Regions from separate parts of the Homo sapiens genome. Here region 2 is linked to region 1. The links are chromatin loops, found by intact Hi-C in ENCODE. Cell type or tissue: GM12878. All regions are shown on one strand. Links, peaks and the distances in the headings refer to the core of each region. The heading gives the core; the rest is flanking DNA.

The links. Hi-C counts contacts between places; a loop is a spot of excess contacts. Peaks named below come from ENCODE experiments on the same cell type or tissue, not always from the same donor. Only the 100,000 strongest peaks of a DNase experiment are listed, where the experiment ranks them.
Region 2: it touches region 1 in a loop (5-fold over the local background); 2 of 110 quality-filtered maps call a loop at or near these places.

Annotation. Positions count from the first base shown.
Region 1 is chr9:106,752,209-106,755,132 of GRCh38, reverse strand. No RefSeq gene overlaps it. Among named protein-coding and RNA genes, the nearest start is that of ZNF462, 110 kb to the left of the region's middle. RefSeq lists an enhancer at 1,768-1,977. In GM12878, for the core only: no CTCF peak of the experiment used is centred there; a DNase peak (open chromatin) is centred at 1,672; H3K4me3 peaks cover 257 bases; H3K27ac peaks cover 896 bases.
Region 2 is chr9:106,815,429-106,818,352 of GRCh38, reverse strand. No RefSeq gene overlaps it. Among named protein-coding and RNA genes, the nearest start is that of ZNF462, 46 kb to the left of the region's middle. In GM12878, for the core only: no CTCF peak of the experiment used is centred there; a DNase peak (open chromatin) is centred at 1,662.

The sequences.
Region 1 (2,924 bases), core at 180-2,679:
GATGATTTTGACCCTCTGGGAACATTTGGTGATGTCTGAAGGTATTTTCAGTTGTCACAACTTGGGCCGGACGCCTGTGGGTAGTAGAGACCAGGGATGCAGCTAAAACTCCTGCAGTGCTCAGGACAGCCACACCCCACCCCATTCCCTTCAGCACAAAACAGAATTATCTGAATCAGATCATGTCAGTAGTGTTGAAGTTGAGAAACCCTGAAAAATGGAAAGGCAAGATGAGAGAAACATGGACACTGGAGATCATCTGGATCAAGCCCCTCAATGTTATTAAAAAAAGAGACCCAAAATGGTGAAGTCACTAACCCTTGGTCACATGGCAAGATTTTGGTAGAGTTGGAGTTGAACTACACTGGACATGAGCATATGAATAGCTATATTAATAAATATCTATAATAATATGAACAATCACAATTGCAATGCATTAATAGAAAAATGTAAAAAGAAAAATATTGACAGTTATTATCACCAGGGATAGTCACATTTACTCTGCATATGTAGGTACAACAAGTATGACAGGAAGATACTGCCCATATATAATTCCTGTTTAAAAAAAACTTTTTTTTTTTGAGCAACAAGAGAGGAATGAACCAGCTTAAAATCTCACAGCTCATAAGAACCTGGAATTGAACTCTTTTCTCTTAAATCAAAGGCCTTTGGGATGACCAGCAGGGCCTTGGTTCTTTCCATGACTGAAAGGGCATTAAAAAGAGAAAGTTTATACCCATATACATGAAAACCGCAGGATATTCAAACATCTTTTGTAGTATCACAGTCATCTGCATTTGATATATCTTTTGAGTCTATTGCTATGAAGGATGTTGCATTTACTCCTGCAGGCTCTGCTATTGGGTATATAAATCGCTCTAAAATTTCTGGAGGATAATTAAGCACTATGTATGAGGAGCCACCCTTTGATACAGTGATTTTACTTGTTGGAATCTGTCCTAAGAAAACAATTAGAGTTGCAGATAGATTTATGCACAGATATTATGATAATAATAATAGCTGGGATTTATCGAGCTCACACCATATGCCAGAGTCTGTTTTAAGTGCTTTCCATGCATCATCTTATTTGCTCCTCATAACACTATGAGGTAAGTATTATTCTCATCCCCATTTATACATGGGAAGCTGAGGCTTAGAGAGTCTCAGTAATTTGGCCAAGGTTACTTGGCTACTATATTATAAAGGGAATTCAAGGCCAGGCAAACTGATTCACAGGGTTTCTTCATTTTAATTGCTATACAATACCAACTGATAGCAGTAAATTACACATTTATCAGGAAACATTGGAAAGAATCTGATGTCTAACATGAGTGCACTTGGTTAGGGGAGTTATGGCCTGTTTCCTCTTTTGGTATCTTGGCCTAAAGTAAACCTGGACTATGTCTTCCTTGGGTAGAAAAGGATGGCAGATCTGCTTGGAGGCTTTGCAGATAGTTCATATTTGTGCAGTCTGTCATTTAATAGAGCTTAACTCTGGTCACAGGAAGGAGAATGCAGCAGACCGGAACTCAGACAGACCTCAGTTTGAATCCTGGCTTGGCCACATCCTAGAAGCTCAGCCTTTGATAAGGCACATTTTCTTCACCAAACCTCACTTTCCACATCATTAAAATGGGGAAGTCACATCCACCTGGTGGAGTGGCTGCATGAAACCCTTGACTTGCAGAAGTGCTCAATGACGCACAGTGGGTGCTCACTATGAGTTAGGTGACTAGAAATAGGCAGAGATGGAGCCCTGCATTGGTGACCTGAGAAGGAAGGCTTGCTGCTGTCTGAGGGAAGGGGATTCCCAGCTGTGCTTGGGGAAGAGGAAGTCAGCGAAAGCCACTTAAGAACGTTGAATTCTTGTGGACAAGTCCTGTAAACAGCTTTAGAACAATGTAAATAGGATAACTGACAAGTCCTGTGAACAGCTTTAAAACAATGTAAATAGGATAACTGACAACAAGTCCTGTGAACAGCTTTAGAAAAATGTAAATAGGATAACTGGCTGTGAAAATTAACACAAACAGGAAAAACAGACTCTGAGAAATCCAGAGACCTGAATGCCTATGGGAGAGGGCTCTTTCTTCTGTAGAAGCCCAGGCAGGGTCTTATGGCCCCCCATCTGGGTGAGCACTTGAGGTGCAGAAGCTTGGAGAAGAACGAGTAATCAAGGAGCTGCCCCAGCCTCAGATCAGACCTACTGGACCCTAACTCTGGAGAATAAAACTGGGGATGTCACTGCAGTGACTGGATGCACATTTCTTGGTCAGCCCCCAGAATAATCCCTGCTTCAGAGGTGACTCAGCTTGGGAAAGGCCAGCGTTGATGGCCCCTTATCACAAGTGTTTGACTCACAGAGTGTGACAGCTGGAGGGGGCCTTGGAGTTAAATCATCTCAGCCAGCCCCTCCATTTGAGAGACAAGAGAGACTCAGAGAGGAGAAGGGACTTGTCTGATGTCCACAGAGTTACTAAGCAGCGGTGCTAGAACCCCAGCCCATGCACTGCTGACTCAGAATCCAGAAGAGATTTTTCTTCCCCTAGCACCTTAATGCTGTTTATTTGTAATCGTTGGTGATCTATTCATTGAATTATGTGTCCTTGCTCATGCATTTAGAGAGCTTATGCACATTTTGTACACCCAAAGCATGTATGGTGAAAGCACAGAAGTATATATCCATTCTGTCAACAAATGTTGTCAACTCTTATCCAATAATGTCTCTTGAATCCATTTCCATCTCTCTGGTTCAGACTTATCACCTTGCTTCTGGATCCTTGTAAATGTCTAGCTGATTGTCTTATCTTCAGTAACTGCTTCTCTTCTGAGACATTTTTCAACCCTGCAGACAGAATCATTTTTTAAGGAAATATTTCCATGGTTCCATTGCTTACTGGACAAAAATAAACTTCTTAGGAAGA
Region 2 (2,924 bases), core at 144-2,643, 63 kb before region 1:
TAAATTGGGGGTTCCCAACCCCCAGATCATGGACCAGCATCAGTACATGGCCTGTTGGGAACTGGGCCACACAGCGGGAATTGAGCAGCGGGTGAGCAAGTGAAGCTTCATCTGTATTTATAGCCGCTCCCCATCACTTGCATTACCATCTGAGCTCCACCTCCTGTCAGATCAATGGCAGCATTCGATTCTCAAAGAAGCATGAACCCTATTGTGAACTGCACATGCAAAGGGTATAAGTTGAGCACTCCTTATGAGAATTTAGTGGCTGATGATCTGTCACTATCTTCCATCACCCCCAGATGGGACTGTCTAGCTGCAGGAAAACAGGCTTAGGGTTCTCACTGATTTACATTCTGGTGAGTTTCATAATTATTTCATTATATGTTACAATGTAATAATAATAGAAATAAAGTATACAATAAATGTAATGTGCTTGAATGATCCTGAAACCATTCCCCCACCCTGGTCCGTGTAAAAATTGTCTTCCATGAAACCGGTCCCTGGTATCAAAAAGAGTGGGGACTGATGTTCTAAGCCAGTCATCTAACATTCTTAAATTATTTTCTAAGTGATTGGCCTTTATTCTCCACATAAAGGGCATGTGTTTGTGTTAAAGTGTGTTAGAGATTTTGTGGTATGCAAGTATAACCTTGTAGAATCAAGTTGAGACACAGTCTGACCAGTTTCTTCATACAGTGTCTACCAACTAAACCAACATGTTTGTTCACACAGTGTCTACCAACTAAACATGTTGGATAGCCCCCAATTTAAAAGTAGATTCTGCTCCAAAAATTTGTTGCAATTTGTGACTTGGAGCATTTTTTCTTCTAAAAGCTATGTCATAAATGGTTAGTTCACGCATCTTTTGAATCCATAAGATATCTAAGCTGTCCTAGTAGCCTGTAGCAAAGGCTGTGGTTGATTTGCTTGCTGTAAGTAAATTCTTCTATTTAATATCTAGTTTAATCTATTCAACTTAGAGTCCTGAAAGGACAGAACTGAGTACTACAAGTTCTATTGGCCTCTGATAAGTGGAGGAATTTTAGAAAACATATAGCTCCATCAGCTGGCTGGTGGTCAATGAAGAGTTCTCCCTATAATTTAAAATGTGTCACAAAAACTAACTAGGGCACAGAGACACTATACTCATGAAGAGGTAGGGACAGAGTCCATGCAATGGCCATGTTATGTATAGGGCAAGAATGGCCAAGCTGGTATACAGGAAGAAAAGAATGAAGCAGATGTATGTGCAGAAAGAAGCCATGTGGTTCAGAGAGTTAGATGGAGTGAATAGGTACCTGATGACCTTCCAGGTCCCATAAGGCCTGGCTATAGTAATCTACAATTGGACCTCATAGGATCCTCTTGTGTTATTTTGATAAACCCTTTTTACTTAAAAAGTGGGTTTCTTTTATAGGCAACAAAACGATTCTTGGCCAAACTAAAGTTCTCAGATCAGAAGCCTTCTGAATTCTACTTGTTGCCATTCTGGATGGCTGTCTAGGAGTGAATGGGTAGGGGCTCTGATGTCTTGATCTGATAGTATTAATGAAAGGCTCTGGGTTGGAAGAAATGGGAAATGAAAGTCCTGGTCTTGGTCACAGTCTATTTTTGTTAACTTTGAATCCATAAGGCATTGCTGTCATCCCCTCAGGGTCTTCCTCACTACATGCAATTTACCACTTTCCTTCTGATTCACACTGTTCCTGTCTTGAATGCCCTTTTGTTCCTCTTTATTTATACAAAGTTTATTCTGCCTTCATTGTATCTCAAGATGAGATATAGAGAGTTGTCGAGTTTTATGGCAGGAAGGGGGCAAAGCCATCTAGTTTAAAGGCTCAAAGAGGTTGCCAAGGCCACTCAACTAGAAAATAATGCTGTCAGGACTTGAACTTAGGTTCTGACTTCAGTATGTTTTCCATTAGACAACTCTGCCTGTGGTCCACAGGGCCTTACCCTCTTCTTAGTGTATAAGAGTGACCTCTTTACAATACAGTATTAAATTATATATTCCCCTGACTTATAAGTACTGCAAATACTGCGTTGTCCAATGTATCTTGTGTAACTTATGTTTTTCTTAATAGACCGCAAGCTTGTTGAGAGCAGAAATAGTACTTTCTTTTATTGTAGTTCCTCTTAGCTCTTCATGGAATGCTTGGCATATAAGTGATCAATACATTTCTACTTATTCCTTAAGTGATTGGAAATATCACATGAAGATAAATGATGAACTTCAAAGGTTTCCAGAGCTGACATCTTTAAAAGATGAATAATGTTTTTAACATAGATAAGTCCCATGAAAATTGTTTTATTTTACAACCACTGATACCAGATAATTTTGCTATGAAGGGTAGGGATTGGACCTTTGCACATTTTGAGTAGGAGCCAGATTTTGAGGCTGGAAGCTGCATTAATTGCAGAAGTTAGATGACGCTTAGGTAAGCACAGAGACAGGGTATATATAGCAGTCATTCCCATGTAGGTGTGGTCGGGGGAGTGATATATCCAATTGGAGTAGATAAGATAATTCATGGATTAACTTGTTTATTTCAAGTGATGATCATGTATCTTTCAGAACAACATCCTAGTGGTCCTCCTTTAAGATTTTGTACTTCGTAGGGAGCATGGATAAGAGGGTGTTAGCTTTCGTTTTTTGCTGATTCTAGGCATGGCATCTTGCTTTCTGATTTTCCTACTGACCACCATCTTCATGGTCCTAAGTTTCATTGTTCACACTTGTATCTTAATGCATTCTGACTGTATATTGTGGGGAACATAGACATAACATTCAGTTTGGGTTATGGGGACCAGCAAGTGGTAGTTAAACTTTCTGGAATCTTAGACTCATGAAGAGAGTTCATCTTTGCTGGGACCACAAAACTGTGATTTTCTTTAAGATCATGTCTCAAAGTGACTTTCTT